Linked DNA regions of Homo sapiens: region 2 is linked to region 1. A link is a loop called in an ENCODE intact Hi-C map of the cell type or tissue named here. Cell type or tissue: GM12878. All regions are shown on one strand. Each heading gives the region's core, and the rest is flanking DNA. Links, peaks and the distances in the headings are about the cores only.

Region 1 (9,364 bases), core at 2,159-7,158:
TACAAGTCCCCAGAAAATACACACAGATGGAAATTGATGAACAGTGACAATGGAGAAGGATGCCCCAGGCAACTCTGCTTCCAAAAGTTAAAGCTTCCATCCAGTCAGTACTTAGTTCTCTCTGTTGTTTCTACATTCTTAGTGTGATCTTGCTAATATTTAAAAGGTAAATCTAAACACTTCAGAATCTTCACAATTCTACTGATGATCAGCAACTGAATGACTCATGTGAATTTCAATTCTGCTAAAAGATGCAATCAACAGAAACTCTGAGAAACATGCAAGGAAGAAAACTCTAAGGACTTGTTAGAGATTTTACAAGCCCAAACTAGGCTCCTTTTAATTTTTTCTTTTTCCTTTTGCATGATCATGAGCCGGTCCAGAGCAAGGAGCAGAACCCAAAGTTCACACATATATTTATTTAGTTAGCAAGACATTCCTATTTTTATAGCTCAAAGTTCTTAACTTTCTTGTTAGCAAATGTTAACAAGGTTTAAAATGCATAAAGTGAGCTGTGGCATGTAAAAAATTTTGGCCTATTCTGGCTCCTTCTTTTTTTATACTTATGTTCAATGAAAATGTCCTACTGACAGGCAGAATGTCTGGGCAACTTTATAGATAGTGTTCCCACCTCAGGGCCACAAGGTCACAGATTCGTTCCTGATTCTATTTAAAAAACACTCAACAATGGTAAGTTTGTGTGTGCTTTTATGAGCGGGAGCTGTTTTATAGAACCCAAAATCTTAAAGATACTCCAAGGAATCTTGCATGTATGCTGGGCTGTGAATTGGAAAAGCTGCAATATGGGGCTTGCTGCAGAATTGGAGAGTTTCATGGAATCATGAGCAAAGACTGACTATAATAATTCTCAGACATCGTGTCTACACAAGGCCAAAAAGCAGTTTGTTTTCATGGTGGCAATCAAAGCGCTTGAAAGGCATTTCAACCTGCTGTTCCAGCGTCAGTTTACCAGTGAGTGGTCATAAAATGAAACAAGGCAGAGGGAGTAAAAAAGAAAAGAAAGGAGAAAAAAGCAGACCCCACTCAAATCTCACAGACATTTTATAACTATTTTAGACACTGCAGGCCTTTCCTTCTGGGTAGTGCATAAATACGGCTTCTGAGAAGTCGCCGGTAGAATCCCCGAAGGCCCCCTAAGTATAGAAGTGAAATAACCGTCAACACCGTAATGAGCAAACATAGGGGCACTTCTAGCAGAAGGGGATTAGGAAATAGCTCAGTTGGTGGCTACCATAACTTTCTGAAACATGTTGACAAAAAAAACAGAACAATTCAGATCTGATTATCTACCTGGGTTCAACTGCTGTGGGACCAGAGACAGTGGATTATCCTTTCTGAGTCTCTGTGTTGTTCCCTCTGAAATGAGAGAAAAGGGCAAAGTTTTCTTAGAAGTGAAAACATTTACCTTTCACAACTTCAAATGGAATAGGTAACTTGAAATGTGGCAATTATCCATCGTTTTGTGTAAATGATGTACACATAAGTGTCTCTCCCACCCAAGGCTGACACTCAGCCTGTGGTGTAGATGGCTCCCATAGAATGGTACACATGGTGGTCCTGCTCCCACCGCTGAGAAAGAATATTGGGTTCCAACACAGTGGTGGCCTCTTCTACCTATGGCTTGTGAAATCTAAGGATATACACTGTCTCACAACTTGCTTTTCACATATATTATAATCTGGATCAAATTTCAGATGTGTGTGTGTGTGTGTGTCCACAAAACTGAGAAGCTGTTAACCTTCAGGGAGCTTACTCTTCAACTTGCCCCCCATCTGTCTGATCCTACTCCTCTATGAAAAGCAACCGTCTCCAAACTATTTCTAGTTCTATTTCCCTCCTCACAGCACACATGTAAGTTATTGACTTTCCTTCCTCTAAAATTCTGTTTTTCAAACATGCCTCTATACAGTCACTGCAAGTAATTATTACACCTTTTTGTCGAATAACCACAAAGCCACATTTTTGTGGTAAGTGCACAGTAACAGCAAAATGACCTCTTAACTTCATCTCTGAGCCCGTTTCCAAATCTCCGGCAGCATTCCAACACTACAGTGGTGTATATTAAAAGATAGGAATTAACTAGATTTGGAAAGTCTCATTCAGAGAGATCATGGGAAAGATAAATGACTGACGCCTGTCAGGAAATGGCAGGATTCACTTTTAGAATATTTCATACAGAATACTCTAGACTAACTTGCAGGGCTTTGGCATAATTAAGGGAAGTTACTAAACGTTTCTATTCCTTTCAGTTTTTTAGAGTTTTACAGTTTGCAAAGCACTTTTTTTCTCCTAATTATCTCATTTGAGCCTCTGAGATGGGCAAGTTATTATGATCCCCATTTTAGAGATGAAGAAACTGAGGCTCCCAGAAGACCAGTGACTTTCTCAAGGTTTCTTAGCTATAACATAGAAGAGCTTGTATGAAAACACATTGTTCTAATTATACTGCCACAATAATTTCACCTTATCAAAGGTATTCAAACAACTCCATCAAATTGTTAGGCAGACATTCTTAACTGAGGAGGAGAAGTGAAGGAAATGCGTATTAGAGTTATCCAAGGGCTTGTTTGAACACAAGTGCTTGTCTTCATCTTCCTTGCCCTGGAAATAAACATATGCCTCAGAATGGAGGTAGGGAAAGAAGTTTGAGAACATTCCCCAGGTAATTCTAATATGTACCTTCTTGTTGAAAAGCACTGCATCAGGTTTTTGTCTTCTTGCTTTGTCCAGTCCTCTTTGGAGTGGTATACTCACTATACTTATTATATAATAAACAATGAATTTTGTCCAAGTCTGCCTTAAAAGTAAAGGAACTAATGATATAAAGGAGAAAATTGAAAGACAATGTCAAACTATTGGGTGACTTATGTGAAAAGACCATGAATAATCATTTACAAGATTGTGCAGTATCCACTTCAGAAGCAACTTAATGAAGAGCTGATGTTTGAATGTATTAATCATTAGTTCACTTTTTACTGTTCTAGATGATGGCAATGTGGATTCTCATGGTCATTTGAAACCCATGGGGGAAAATGGCTCTTCCTGTATTCAGGCCCTTTGTAGTGTGACTTTGTGGCAACTCCCATCAATAGGTAGATTATTGTTTACCCCTCAAATCTGGGTTGGCCACTATGACTTTCTTTGTCTGACAGCATGTAGGAGAAGTATTGTTGTGGCATTTCCGAACCTAGACCTCAAAAAGGCCTTGCCCTTGTCTTTCTTCTCTTAGACCCTGTCCATCAGCCAGGTGAGCAAGCCTGGGCTAGTTAGCTGAAGGATAAGAGACCATGTGGAGGAAGCCAGAGGAGCCATCCATCTGGGGCCACCCAAGGTCAGCCAGCACCTCTAATCACAGAGCCACGAGGGAGTTAGCCCAGATTTAGAAGGTGAGGATATTGACTTCATCTCTTGATGCAAGGAGTTGCAGTTACATTGCAAAGGGATGCAGATACAGGGAAGGTTGGAGAATTGCAGCCACTTTTGCACAATCTACCACAACTACTGCATTGTAGCTGCTATGCACATTAAATAAGTAAAGACATATGAAACATTTATATCAGGTCCTGACAACAAATAAGTGTTCAACAAGTGTGAGCTATTATTACTGTTTCTAAAATGGATCCCTTATCATGGAGAAGGTCAAATTAATGCTGCCGTGCCTCTTACTCTTAGAAACTGACACTGAAAGTTCCCACATAACTGAGGTTCAATCTATGAGCACATCCAGAAACTCAAGTGAGGGAAAATGCAATCAAACCACATATGAAAAATCAATAGATCCCTAAATAATCTTTCCCTCCTGAATGGAAGCAACACATTTGAAAACTCTTCTCCCTCCACCCCTACCAAAAAAAAAAAAAAAAAAAAAAAAAGCAGTGCATGTTGCCTCTTCTATTCAGGCTGTGACCAAAGGTTTCAATGGTAAAGATGACTCATACCTTAAAGAACTAGAAGAATTTTTTTTATGGCTTCTCTATCCATTGTCTTGCTCTCATAAAACTGCTGAATGACACCCAAGTGTAAAACCCACCAAAGAAATAAGCGCTGGATGACATGTGGCAGATTTTCCAACTCTCCAGGAAAAACTTCAGATCAACTTGTTTCTCTGGAAACTACTCACATCCGGGGGCTGTCCCTGTCCCCTGGGACTCATAAACGTTCCTATCTTCAAGGCACAGGTAAGGGCTTCGCATTCTTTGAGAACAGCAGCCTGTTTATTTCCTCTATGACTATAAAGCAACTTTATTGTACTTCAGTATCTAAAGGAAACAGAGCTCTGGGGTAGAAGGTGCCTTCAGGGAGTCACTGGTCCTATTTAGATGTCCTCAGAGAAGTGAGTTTGAAAGATGTTCTGGAACTCTTTGAAATGCTAGTTAATTTAAAGTTAAAAGGAAGCCTCTTCTCTTGTTCATTGTTCGTGGGGGCAAGAAGCATTTGTATAGTTAAAAAGTGCTTAGAAGATTTAGCTGTACATCAATTATTACCAAGCAATGTTTCCCTATGACTCAGCGACATATTACTCCAGGGCAAGAAGCTGTTCAGACGTTGAGAGAAACTCCTTGCTAATCAGTGGGATTCAGTACTTGACAGCTCCAAGGAGTAGTTGAAATCCCTCCCCTCCCCTGTTATACACACTAAGCTATATACAAATTTGGGCAGAGGAGTCTCAATCCAAAGAGAAAAACACTCATGTGATTAGAGAAGCGTGTTTTTCAACTTTGTTTTAAACATAAAACTAAAGTTTCATTTGATCTACTGGTTAAATTCTAGGTCTGTATTTTCTAAAGTCTGGTGTGGGGAGGAAAGCCCCAATAACAAATAATTCTCTGTGCAAATAGGTTAGGGAAATATTGCATACTATGTTTCACACTTGTGCATTCACAGCCCACTGTGGAATATTAAAGATTTGGAGAAGTCAGACAATACAGAAAGATGATTAGCTGTAACCCAATATTTCCAGAAGATACGTAACCAAGGGATCCTCCTTTGTTTTCTCTTTGAATTATATAAAATAAAACATATTGAGAGATCAAGGAGTCTTTGAGAGATCAGTAGACTTTGAGTAAAGCAGATCATTGTAATACACTTAGAAGGATGCTGTTTTAAGTATGTAACACAATTCCACATCTTTGAAAATAGTATGCACAAATGTTAGGTGACTTTTATAGCTTCAGACTTCTAATTATAAATTGTTTTATGTTTTGGGCCTTCTCTCCGAATCTAAAGAAATCTAAACAATGTATTGGAAACTAATCAAGTAAAAAATGCCTGAAACAAATGATCTGTAAGATTAAGGTACATATGCATAGGGAACAGCATTGCTATAACTGAAGATTGGTAAACTGTGTCACTGGGGCCAACAATGGTTCTAGAAATATCTATGAAAGTAGGGGATTCCTCTTCAGAGTCTTCATCTTGCTCTTTATTTCCCTTGTCCCATTTGACCTCTTGCTGAACCCTTTGCTATCCCAACTATTTCCTTGCCATTCTGCAACATGTGTCTATGAAGCCAGACTGGATGTGTACAAGGTCAGGGCTAAAACACCCTGGCCCATTGGTTCCTCACATGCATACTTCCTAGTAGTACCTTACCTTGCATGCTTAATTACTTAGGGGCTTAATTACTTAAAATTTAAAAATTTTTTTTTTAGAAAAATGCAATATTATAGATATAGTTGAAAACGCTTTGACCTCATCCCAAATTCCATTTTCATTCTCACCTCCTTGATGAGTCTGCTATATTTTCTTTTAAACTTTAAAAAATATTTTGACAAATAAATATGTATTATATATAACACATTTATGTATGTGTGTATGAGATGAAAGCATAACAATATTTTGTGCCTATATTTAAAAATGTTATCTACATATACCATATTATTTTCATTGCACTGCATCTTGCTTTTTTCATTCAACTTCAGGTTTTCTATATGTATCAGTGAGTTCACTTATCTGGTACACAGTGATCTAGGGAATGACACATCACAATTCATTTCCTGTTGCCCCATTGGTGAACCTTCAGAATGTTATCTTATTTCATCATTGCAAATAATGCTTCAACAAGCATCCTTGGGCCTGTCTTCTTGTTCACATGTGGAAGATCTTCTCTGGTGACATCGATTTAAACGTAGAATTTACTAGGATATAGGGGATGGGAATTTTTAAATGCAATTCCAAACCTTCCAAGGGACCAATGTTTCAGAGCCCATTGCTTTAGGCCACATTAATCTATCCCACACGTAGATAATGAAGGAGTGAGAGATGCAGAGTGGTTCTTGGCAAGGAGGATGATTTCTGGCTATCACTCCAATAGGCCCCTGGAGTGGATACTGTTGGTGTCTTGTAGATATTCTTTGCTGGCTTGCAGACCCATCTGCCTTGCTGCTGTAAGTGGGCTGCTAATGGCTCACAGCCGCTCCCTCCTCAGAGAACTGCTTTCAGCAAGAGCCATCAGCCTGAGGGCTATTCTCCCTTAACCCCCATCCAGGAAGCTCAACTAACACTGAAGTATGAAAGGACAGTCTTCTTGCCTCAAATTAACACCAACTCTTGTTCAGGTCATGCTCCAGAGCTTACCACTGCATCAGGCTAAGGCTAGATTCCATCTCAGTCTACACCCCTACCTCTTCCTGTTTCTCTCTTCTCTTCTTCTACGAGTCCTCCCTCAATATATCATGCACACCTGAGTTCTTGTTTTAAGCCCTGCTTCTAAGGAACCTGAACCAAGACACCCCTTTGTTCATTTTTTTCTGTATTTATCTTTTTCTTTACTTTGTGTTCTGTTGCTTTTGATTGCTGTTTCTTTCTTTTCTTTTTTATTTTTTTGCTCATTAGTTTATACTAATATGAGTTTATACCTGTTCTATCTCACCTGCCAAGAAAACAGAAAGTAAACCAATAAATTCAATTTTCACTTACTTTCAGGAAATGCACTGAACTCATTCGTAGGCAAAGACTTACAGTCACATTACCCCGCCGTCTGATAGCCTGGTGGGCTGATAAAGGCCTGAGCCCTTAGTTCAATTATAACAGTAATGTTGAGCTCCCTTCCCCAACTCCTTACAGCTTTCTCTCAGCCCTCTGAGTCACAAGTTTGTTCTGCATTCTCAGAATATGTGAACATGGCAGACAGTATTGCTGTCAGTGACCATTTCTTAATAAACGAACACAATGCTCACCAAAAATGAGGAAATGCTCCTGCGCCTTGTGCTCCAGAAGCATTTTTTTTTCATGGCATTTAACGAACCTTACTTGGGCTTGCCCCCCTTGGCAAAGCCTCCCTACCTCTGGTGCAGACACAGCCTAATGTTGCATCCTCTAGCCAGTGAGTTTGCTGTCATGGGACGTTTATAAACACGTGGCTGACTTGTTCGTATTTTACAATAATAATAATAGACATGGAGGCCCCGGAGCTCTAAATCAAGCATTCATCTGTGCTTTGAAGTCGCAGCCAGGAAGTAAGTCTCGAGGCCCTTTAAAAACAGCCCTGTTTCAAAGGGAGTGGCAGAGGACTTGAAAGATGAGCCTCTTTCTCTCATCCAGGCTCTGCCAGGGGTGTGTTGAGCACACTCACAACCCAAATTTCCCCCAAAACAACAAAAGCTTGTGTCTTCCAAGGACATGGGCTGTTGGTGAGACAAGCCAAGACCTCCTGGGAAACCGCAGATTTGGTTACGTCCTGGAAAGCTTTTTGTAAGTAGGAAATGTGACTCCCGGGCTTCAAGCTGTTAAAGAAGGAATTATCTGGCCTGCCTGGCAACTCAGCTCTAATTCTCCCATGGCTGTATTCCCACAGTTCCCTCCTGGGCAACCACCCCAAATTGACAGGTGTGGATGCCTTTTCCCAGGTTGAAAAGGATTAACGCAACCCATTGTTTTTGTTCATATCTTCACTCAAAGTTTTCCATCATGCAAGGCTGGAGCGAGAGAAGATTAGTTGCAATCTTACTTACAAATGTTTGCCTCTATTAGTGAGAGGATTTATCTCATGTCCCCAGTGTCCTTTCCACTACAATAAACTTCTGGGGCCCTATGCAGGGCAAAGAAGATGGTTTATCTTACACACTAGCATCCAATTGGACTGCGCTTACAAGGGCAGACTGAACATCTGATCTCCTGGAATCTGGACTCTTAACTGCTGATCCAATTTAAATATATATTTATATATATGTATATATAGATGTATAAATATACATATGCTACATATATACACATATGCTACATATATATAAACACCAACATGCAATGTGAATGGTAAAAATCTTAAATATTTGTCCTTTGAGAGGCCGAGGCGAGTGTATCACGAGGTCAGGAGATCGAGACCATCCTGGCTAACATGGTGAAACCCCATCTGTACTAAAAATACAAAAAATTAGCCGAGCATGGTGGCAAGCACCTGTAGTCCCATCTACTTGGGAGGCTGAGGCAGGAGAATGGCGTGAACCCGGGAGGCGGAGCTTGAAGTGAGCCGAGATCACGCCACTGCACTACAGACTGGGCGGCAGATTGAGACTCCGTTTCAAAAAAAAAAAAAAAAACTTAAATAATTGTCTATGTATCTCAAAAGGTTGATATGAAGATTAATGTTGAAAGCATATGTGTATATATGTATATATACACATATGCTACATACATATACATGTGGCATATGTGCTACATATATGTAGCATATCTGTGTATATATGGAGCAAATGTGTATATATGTAGCATATGTATATAATATAGCACATGTGTGCATATATGTATACATAAACTATTCTAATTATTTTAGTTCTCTGAAGTTAATATTTGCTTTTATGGTCCTTCAGTATTTGCTGGAATTCTACATAAATGGACTCCTAGTACTTAGCCTTTTGAATCAAACTTGCTTTATCCAAAAACCCATAGCATGATATATTTGGAATTTGTCTTTTTTTCTCTCTTAGACCTTAAAATAAAAAGATATTAACAGTTCTAAGAGAAGATCTGCTGTCAAATTCTAATTTTACTGAAGGGAGACATTCATGGGTAAAATAACCACAACTTTTTCATTAACCCTACTGAATCCTCACTCTTCACATGTGGGTTGATATGGTTTCACTCTGTGTCCCCACCCAAGTCTCATCTTGAATTGTAATCCCCAGATGTCAAGGGAAGGACCTGGTGGGAGGTGATTGGATCATGGGGGTGATTACCCCCATGCTGTTCTCATAATAGCAAATGGTTCTCATGAGGCCTGGTTGTTTTATAAGTGTTTGGCAGTTCCTCCTTCACATGTTCTCTCTCCTGCCACCATGTAAGATGTGCCTGCTTTCCCTTCTGCCATGATTCTAAGTTTCCTGAGGCCTCCCCAGACATGTGGAAC
Region 2 (9,364 bases), core at 1,499-6,498, 75 kb after region 1:
TGACACAGTGCTCTTAGCCCATCCTTTAGTTTGGGGTAGTGTAGGGTCTAGGGAAGAGATGAGAAATACATGGAAAACAGGACAATGTAAAGGAAGGCTTCTGAGCTTAACAAAGATTTCTACACCTACTACTAATTATTGTTCATTTGGATTAGCACATTCTCCATCTAATATGAAGAGACCCTCATGGATGCATTAAATTGCTCAGCCATTCAAAATTTAGGCGATATTTCAGTAAAGTAATTGACACTAGACCCTAGCAGGGATAATCCAAGTGGAGAGAACAGAATTTCCGTGGGAAGAGGTAGAAGATAGGGTGCATGGATATTGGATCATGGGGGAAATTTTTTACAGAGAATTATATAATTAAAGGACACTACAAGGACATCAGGAACTAGAAAAAGGAAAGAGGAAGAGAGTGTCGAGCAAGGGAGGCAGGAAAACACCTCGTCATGATTGTGGCATCAGTAGAAGTAGTGCTTATCAAATGTGGCCCCCAACTTCCTTGACATTTCTCCCCACAAGACGGCTTATCTATGCCCCCTCTTTCTAAATCTGGATGGGTTTATTACTGCCTCAACCAATCAAGCAATGGGAGTTATGCTAATATGATTTCTGAGGATAGATGGTAAAAGGCCCTGCAGCTTCCTTCCAGTTTTCTTGGAATGCTTTCTCTTTGGATGCTTCTTAGAATACTCTCTCATGGATCCATCTTGCATGCTATAAGAAGCCATGCCAAGTGAAGAAGCCATGTGTGGATACTTCAGCAGACAGTCCCAGCTGAGCCCTGGCCAGAACTTCCAATACTATGTTGGATAGGAGTGGTGACAGAGGGCATCCTTGTCTTATACCGGTTTTCAAAGGGAATGCTTCCAGCTTTTGCCCATTCAATATGATAGTGGCTGTGGGTTTGTTACAAATAGCTCTTATTATTTTGAGATATGTTCCATCAATATCTAGTTTATTGAGAGTTTTTAACATGAAGGGATGTTGAATTATATCAAAGGCCTTTTTCTGCATCTATTGGGATAATCATGTGGTTTCTGTCTTTGGTTCTGTTCATGTGATGGATTATGTTTACTGATTTGTGTATGTTGAACCAGCCTTCATCCCAGGGATGAAGCCTACTTGATTGTGGTGGATAAATTTTTTGATGTGCTGCTAGATTTGGTTTGCCAGTATTTTCTGATTTTTACTTCGATGTTCATCAGGGATATTGACCTGAAGTTTTCTTTTTTTGTTGTGTTTCTGCCAGGCTTTGATATCAGGATGATGGTGGCTACATAAAATGAGTTAGGGAGGAGTCCCTTTTTTCCAATTGTTTGGAATAGTTTTAGAAGGAATGGTACCAGCTCCTTTTTGTAACTGGTGGAATTCAGCTGTGAATCTGTCTGGTCCTGGGCTTTTATTGGTTGGTAGGTTATTAATTACTGCTTTAATTTCAGAATTTGTATTTTGTCTTTTCAGGGATTTGACTTCTTCCTGGTTTAGTCCTGGGAGGGTGTATGTGTCCAGGAATTTATCCATAGATTCTATATTTTCTAGTTTATTTGCGTAGAGGTGTTTATAGGATTCTCTAAAGGTAGTTTTTATTTCTATGTGGTCAGTAGTAATATCCCCTTTATCATTTTTTATTGTGTCTATTTGATTCTTCTCTCTCTTATTCCTTATTAGTCTAGATAGTGGCCTACCTATTTTGTTAATTTTTCAAAAAATCAGCTCCTGGATTCATTGATTTTTTGGTGGGTTTTTCATGTCTCTATCTCCTTCAATTTTGCTTTAATCTTAATTACTTCTTGTCTTTTGCTAGCTTTTGGATTAGTTTACTCTTGCTTCTCTAGCTGTTTTGTGATGCTAGGGTGTCAATTTGAGATCAATCTAGCTTTCAGGTGTGAGCAAGTAGTGCTATAAATTTTCCTCTTAACACTGCTTTAGTTGTTTCCCAGAGATTCTGGTACATTGTCTGTTTGTTCTAACTGGTTTCTAAGAACTCTTGATTTCTGCCTTAATTTCATTATTTACCCCAGATTCATTCAGGAGCAGGTTGTTCAATTTCCATGTAATTGTGTGGTTTTGAGTGAGTTTCTTAATCCTGAGTTCTAATTTGATTGCACTGTGGTCTGACAGACTGTTATGATTTCCATTCTTTTGCATTTGCTGAGGAGTGTTTTACTTCCAATTATGTGTTCCACTTTAGAATAAGTGCCATGTGGCATTGAGAAAAATGTATATTCTGTTGATTTTGGGTAGAGAGTTCTGTAGGCGTCTACTGGATCCACTTGATCCAGAGCTGAGTTCAAGCCCTGAATATCCTTGTTAATTTTCTGTCTCCTTCATCTGTCTAATATTGACAGTGGGGTGTTAAAGTCTCCCACCATTATTGTATGAGAGTCTAAGTCTCTTCTTAGTTTTAAGAACTTGTTTTATGAATCTGGGTGCTCCTGTATTGGGTGCATATATACTTAGGATAGTGAGCTCTTGTTGTTGAATTTTTCCCTTTACCATTATGTAATACCCTTTTTCGTCTATTTTGATCTTTGTTGGTTTAAAGTCTGTTTTATTTGAGATTAGGATTGCAACCCCTGCTTTTTTTTTTTTTTTTTTTTGCTTTCCATTTTCTTGGTAAATTTTCCTCCAACCCTTTATTTTGAGCCAATGTGTGTGTCTTTGCACATGAGATGGTTCTCCTGGATATAGCACACTGATGGGTCTTGAATCTTTATCCAATTTGCCAGTCTATGTCTTTTACTTTGGGCATTTAGCCCATTTACATTTAAGGTTATTATTATTATGTGTGAATTTGATCCTGTCATCATGATGCTATCTCATCATTCTGCACACTAGTTGATGCAGTTTCTTCATAGTGTCATTGGTCTTTATATTTTGGTGTGTTTTGCAGTGACTGGTACCAACTTTTCCTTTCCATATTTAGTGTTTTTTTCAGGAGCTCTTGTAAGGCAGGCCTGATGGTAACAAAATCACTCAGCATTTGCTTGTCTGAAAGGATTTTATTTCTCCTTCACTTATGAAGCTTAGTTTGGCTGTATATAAAATTCTAGGTTGAAAATTTTTTTTTTAAGAATGTTAATATTGGCCCCCAATCTCTTCTGGCTTGTACAGTTTCTCCTGAGATATCTGCTGTTAGTCTGATGGGCTTCCCTTAGTAGGTGACCTGGCCTTACTCTCTGGCTGGCTTTAACTGTTTGTTCTTCATTTTGACCTTGGAGAATCTGATGATTATGCATTCCGGTCTGATCTTCTCATGGAATATCTTAATGGTGTTCTCTGTATTTCCTGAATTGGCATCTTGGCCTTTCTTGCTAGTTTGGGGATGTTCTCTTGGATAATATCCTGAACTGTGTTTTCCAGCTTGTTTCCATTCTCCCTGTCTCCTCTGGTACTCCAATCAGTTGTAGGTTCAGTCTTTTTATGGAGTCCTGTATTTCTTGGAGGCTTTGTTCATTCCTTTTCATTCTTTTTTTTCTCTAGTTTTGTCTGCATGCCTTATTTCAGCAAAGTGGTCTTCAAACTCTGATATCCTTTCTTCCTCTTGGTCGATTCAGCTATTGATACTTGTGTATGCTTCACAAAGTTCTCGTGCTGTGTTTTTCAGCTCTGTCAGCTGGTTTATGTTGCTCTCTAAACTGGTTATTCTAGTTAGCAATTCCTTGAACTTTTTAATCAATGTTCTTAGTTTATTTGCATGGGGTTAGGATATGTTCCTTTAGCTCTGTGTAGTTTTTTATTACCCATCTTCTGAAGCCTACTTTTGTCAATGCATCCATCTCATCCTCCATCCTGTTCTGTGCCCTTGGTGGAGAAATGTTGTGATCATTTACAAGAGAAGAGGCACTCTGGCCTTCTGGGTTTTCAGCATTCTTTTGTTGATTCTTTCTCATCTTCATGAGTTTGTCTAGTTTCAGTCTTTGAGGCTGCTGACCCGTGAATGGGGTTTTTGTGGGGGCTTTTTGTTGTTGTTGTTGTGGTTGATGCTCCTGTTGTTGCTTTCTGTTTTTTTTTTTCCCCCCAGTGGTCAGTTCCCTCTTCTGTAGGGCTGCTGTAGTTTACTGGGGGTTCAGTTCAGGCCCTATTAATCTGATTTGCTCCTGTGCCTAGAGATGTCACTCAAGGAGGCTGGAAAACAGCAATGATGGGTGCCTGCTCCTTCTTCTGGCATCTTTGACCTAGAGGGGCACCAACCTGATGCCAGCAGGATTGCTCCTGTATAGGGTGTCTGACAACTCCGATTGGTGGGTCTCACCCAGTTGGGTAGCACAGGGAACAGGACCTGTTTAATGAAGAACTTTGTCCTTTAGTGGAGAGGGTATGATTCACTGGGGAGAAACACACTTATCTGTGCTGCCTGGATTTCTCAGAACTACCAGGATGAGAGGCTAAGTCTGCTGCTCCATAGAGACTGTGGCCACCCCTCCCCCTAAGGGCTCGGGCCCAGGGAGATCCAGATTCTGTCCCTGAACCTCTCTGGCTGGAGTTATTGGAGTTCCTGCAGGGAAGCCCTGCCCAATGAGGAAGGATGGGTCAGGGTTAAGCCTGAAGAGGCACTCTGGCCACAGACTGCCACAGCTGCAGTGTTGGGCTGTGGGGGACAAGTCTTAGGACCAAGGAATCCAGCCTCTCTGGCTCCAGCAGGGGAAAAGCACAGCCTGGGGCTATAGAGATGGGTGCCGCCCTTCCCCCACCTAGGGAGCTTAGCGTGTTTGGCGGTTGCCAGTCCTAGTGCTGGCTGCTGCCCCTCCCCCAAGGAGCTCAAAGTGCTTAGACAGCAGGCAGCCGAAGTGCGGTGCTGGTTGTCTCTCCCTGTGGGAGTTCCATAGGCTTAAGCAGATTCCAGCTGAGCGGCTGTTAAGAGTCTGTGCATTCTGGAGTTGGGACGCTAGTCCCCAGTGGCATGGATTCGCGAGTGAGATCTTCTGATCCGTGAGTTGCAGAGTTCTGTGGAAAAAGCACAGTTTCCTCAGCTGGGTAGCACGCTCTCTCACCACTTCCCTTGGCTGGGGGGAGGAGGTTCCCCGTCCCCCATGTAGCTCTCAGGTTGGCCACTGTACCACACTGTTGTTGCTTCATCCTGTGGGTCACGCCAGCCTCCTAGTCAGTTCTGATGAGAGAACCTGTATGCCTTTGTTGCTGGTGAAGGATTCACATGCTTATTATGTTTTTTTTCCGATGGAGCCAACGAACACCGCTGTTTTTAGTAGGCCATCTTGGCCCTGCCCCCCAAGAAATGTTTACATCTAATAGCAATTTATAGTTTTATTTAAAAAGGCAAAAATTACTTCTTCCAAAAGATAATGCAGTTATTAATATTAGGTAAGGTAATCAATAATATATTGTCTAAACTGGGACATTTCAGAGAGTGAAAGGAGATGCTATTAATAATTATGCCCAGGGAACAGGCATAAACTAGGACTGTCCCAGGAAAATCTGGAATATGATCTCCTTAATTTGATGGAGAGTGACCCTTTCAAAGGTAACTAAATCTGGATTAGCCTCTAAGCCCATCCAGAAATGAGGACAACTCTTAAAATATTATATTACAAATTGAGATGGAAACTATAGAAGAGAGGAAATGCTGGTAGACATGGCACCATTAGACTCCTGTCTTAAAATAAAGTTGTAAATTCTGGTATTTGTGGAGAACAATTTCTAGAGAATTTAAACAGAGTGGCTAACAGAACACTCAAATCATGAGCAAGGTTAAAATAAGTATCATATGAGTTTGTTGTATAACTCACTCATATTAATTACTGAACACTCAATACACATATGCCTCACCTTTGTGCCTAGGAAAACAATGCTGACAATTTACTTTATTCTTAGGAGTACTTGTGTGTGTGAGTGTGTTGGTGATTGTGAGGTAGGAGGCACAACACTGGAGGTGGGACTCAGATAGAGTACCAAATTGAGGACTGGCTAAAACAGGTGAGGGGGGTAAGCACCTCTTCAAAAGACATGGCACACTCCTCAAGTGTTCCATGCCAGTTTACTGTTGCCATGGCAACACCAGGAGTTACCACCCCTTTCCTTCCATGGCAATGACCTGACAACCTGGAAGTTAGCACCTTCATCCTAGGAATTTCTGCATAAACTGCCCTTTAACTTGCATATCATCAAAAGTGCATATGAATATGAGTGCAGAACTGCCTCTGAGCTGCTGCTCTGGGCACAGTGTCTGTGGGGTAGAGCTGCCGAAGAGAGAACGGCTCCTCTGCTGCTGCTGTACCCAACTGCTTCAATAAAAGTTGTTTAACACCAACAGCTCAGCCTTGAATTCTTTTCTGGACAAAGCCATGAACCGTCCTGGGCTAAGCCCCAATTTGGGGGCTTGCCTGACCTGCATCAATTGTACCAAATAATCAATAGTTGATGTCAATTTTGGCTGCCCCCAAACAAAGACCAGTGCTTCTCAAACATTAGCTTGCATAAGAATCACACAAATAATTTGTCAGAATATAGGTTGCCACTCCCATGTTTCATCTATAGATTCTGACTCAGCAATTCAGAAGTGGGATCTGAGATTCTCATTTTCCAACAAGCTCCTGATTGATGCTGCTGGTGGTCTACGACTGCTCTTGGAAAAGCACTGCAGACCAGTAATTGTCAATCTGCACCACACATTGTAATCATCTGGGGAGCATCCAAAAACACTGATACTCAGAACCCAACCACAAAGATTTTGATTTCATTGGTTTGTGATGGGACTCATCATTGGTATATTTTTAATTTTCCCCAGATGATTCTAATGTACTGCCAGGATTGAGATCCACTGTCTTTTTCTTTCCCTTTCACTTCAACATAAATAATTTGAAATATCTATCATCTCCAATAGACTGTAAGATCCCTGAGGATGAGTACCATATCTGTTGGTTTTCCTACTTTATTCCTAGAATAGCTGTCTCAGATCTCATTAGTATCTGTTGCATATTTGTCATTAATGACCAATGTTCCTCTATGGTACTTTCATAAACATGATATGGATGTTGGTGTCTTCACTTGCTTACCTCTGTGGATGTTGCAGTGATCCAGAAACAATATCTTTCTTAAATATTTGTATCCGTAAAATACTAGTGTATAACAAACTACCTCAAAACTCAGGCACTCAGAACAATGAGTATCTTTCATTGCTCATGCATTTCCATGCATCAGGTGGTTCTGCTGGCCTTAGACAAGCTCACTCATGCATCTGTGGTCAGCTGTGGGTTGGGAGGCAGCTATGCTGATATTGGCTGGGCTCCCTCACATGTTTAGGGGTCTAGACTGGTTTATATTGTTCTTGGCTGAGGCTGCTAAAGTCTCCATGTGCCTCTCAACTTCCAACAGGCTGGCCTGGGCTGGTTCACGTGGTAGCTGTGGAAGCTTCTATGACAGATAGGAAAAGCATGAAGTCTCTTGAAGCCTAGAAAAGACCTCCCATTATTTCTGCCACATTCTATTGGCAAAAACAAGTCACAAGGCAGTCCAGATTCAAACAGTGAGGGAAATGGGCTTCAATTATTGGTGAGAAGAGTTTCAGAGTCTTGGTGCAAAAGGTTGGGATAGAGAAAAGTCATGAATAGGACTAGAAATGGCGTCAATCTACCACAGCCTCTAAGGCAAACTCCCCAAACCCCAGACCTCTTCTCTCATTCCAGCTTTAGAAAAATTGCCAATATGTCTAATGGAAAAGCAAGTTGATTTCAGCTCAGTTTGCTGGCTTAAGCTATTTAGTAAATGAAAGGCTCATAGGATTTAGTTTCTAATATTTGAAAGCTGAGGAGGTGAAAATGTCTAAAGAAAAATAAAGTTGCAGTTGATGTTTATTTTTATTTAAGAATAGGTTGTAAATTATTGGTGGGAAACTTGGATCAGTGAACATGATGAATGACTCATTGCCAAATGTAGCAAAGATTACAACATGAAAAAGATTGAAATCTAGGAAATTAAAAGAAAATGTACTGTGAAAGTTAACTATAGTTAAATAATTTGACATTTATTCTCATTGGTTCCCACCTTTCTTGTAACTGTATAATAAGCAGGGATTGCAGTAGGGACTTGAAAAGAAAAGCGCTCCTAATACCCAAAGATAAAGATTCAATGTAAACCTGAGGCCAAACCTCTGGGTTTCTTTCTAAATTATCCTGACTGGTGTGCTTTCTTTGGAAGGTGGAATGCCCACCTTCCCTGCTAAAGACCTCTCTTGACTGCCAAAAGTTGCGAGAAACCTATGGTTAAGAAACTTAGAATCTGTGCTCCTGGAGGAAATAGTTTCTGGGACACATGAGAGCAAACCACATGAGTTCAAAGGTTCTTCCTTATACAGTAATAAACATTTGATCGACTGGTTTTACAAGACAGATCCCACTCTGCCCTTGGGGTTTCTCATTACTAGGCTTTTTGGCTTCAAGATCCCAAGCCTTTTCTAAATTTAAAGTGCTTGTCTTTATTACTTGTATTTCAACCTGTTTTAAAATTGTCTATTAAAGATGTCATTTATTTTTTAAAAAATCCTCCCTCTGCCCACTCCCCATCTCCCATGATCTACACTCACAACACACACACAGGCAGGCATAAAACTAAGGGCAACTTCTAAGAGGCAGAGAGAGGAGTTTACCTGGGGGTGAGAGTTTTCTCCTCATGAAGGGGCCTGAGATACCAGCTGGAGCTGACCAAAATCCCTCTTTCAAGGAAGCCCGTTTGTTCCTTTCCAAAGATATTGTTTATGTAACTCTTTAATTACAGCATAATCAAATCACAAGTATTTTGCCATGGGAAAATGTAAAGTCATTAAGCAACCTAAATACCACCCCGCCCTTTTCAGGCAGACAACACATCCATTAAGCGATTAATGCATGTTAAGACATTTTCAATTTTTTTGGCACTAATGCCAGTTCAATCATTTGGGACTGGGGATCATAGGTGAAACCTACTCATTACACTTCTTGATGGGAAGCAGAGTGCCTTACACGTTTCTTTTTAAAATAGAATTCCAATCTCCGGCCCCCACAAGGCCCAGAGCTTTAATCTGATTGCAAAATAAGCTTGGATATTGTTTGACAGCCCAGAATTTCCAGTAGGTGGATGAGTCAGATTTGAACTTTAATTTCTGTTAATTGGGTGTCTTCCTGAGCTTGTAGATTTTAGGCCTTCTAAATCCTTACATTCTGCTGCTATATTGGGCTGTGGTTTGTTGTGGGTCCTACAGAATGGACAACTTAATCAACTTCTGTTTGTAAAACAAAATAGTGACCTGCTATATGTACTTGTGAAGATGTGGCCAGAGTTGATAACAGCAAGATACACTCTCTTAGTGTTAGCAGTAAAATTATGGACACATAAAGACAAAGAGTAATCAGGGATTGTTGTATAA

Evidence for each region. Hi-C counts contacts between places; a loop is a spot of excess contacts. Peaks named below come from ENCODE experiments on the same cell type or tissue, not always from the same donor. Only the 100,000 strongest peaks of a DNase experiment are listed, where the experiment ranks them.
Region 2: a loop joins it to region 1, with 6 times the contacts of the local background. A loop is called at or near these places in 4 of 110 quality-filtered maps.

Annotation. Positions count from the first base shown.
Region 1 is chr20:11,450,312-11,459,675 of GRCh38, reverse strand. No RefSeq gene overlaps it. Among named protein-coding and RNA genes, the nearest start is that of LINC00687, 420 kb to the left of the region's middle. In GM12878, for the core only: no CTCF peak of the experiment used is centred there; a DNase peak (open chromatin) is centred at 4,487.
Region 2 is chr20:11,375,107-11,384,470 of GRCh38, reverse strand. All of the region lies in intron 1 of LOC105372529 (a long non-coding RNA gene), which reads left to right. Among named protein-coding and RNA genes, the nearest start is that of LINC02871, 350 kb to the right of the region's middle. RefSeq lists an enhancer at 3,848-3,897. In GM12878, for the core only: no CTCF peak of the experiment used is centred there; a DNase peak (open chromatin) is centred at 3,960; H3K27ac peaks cover 922 bases.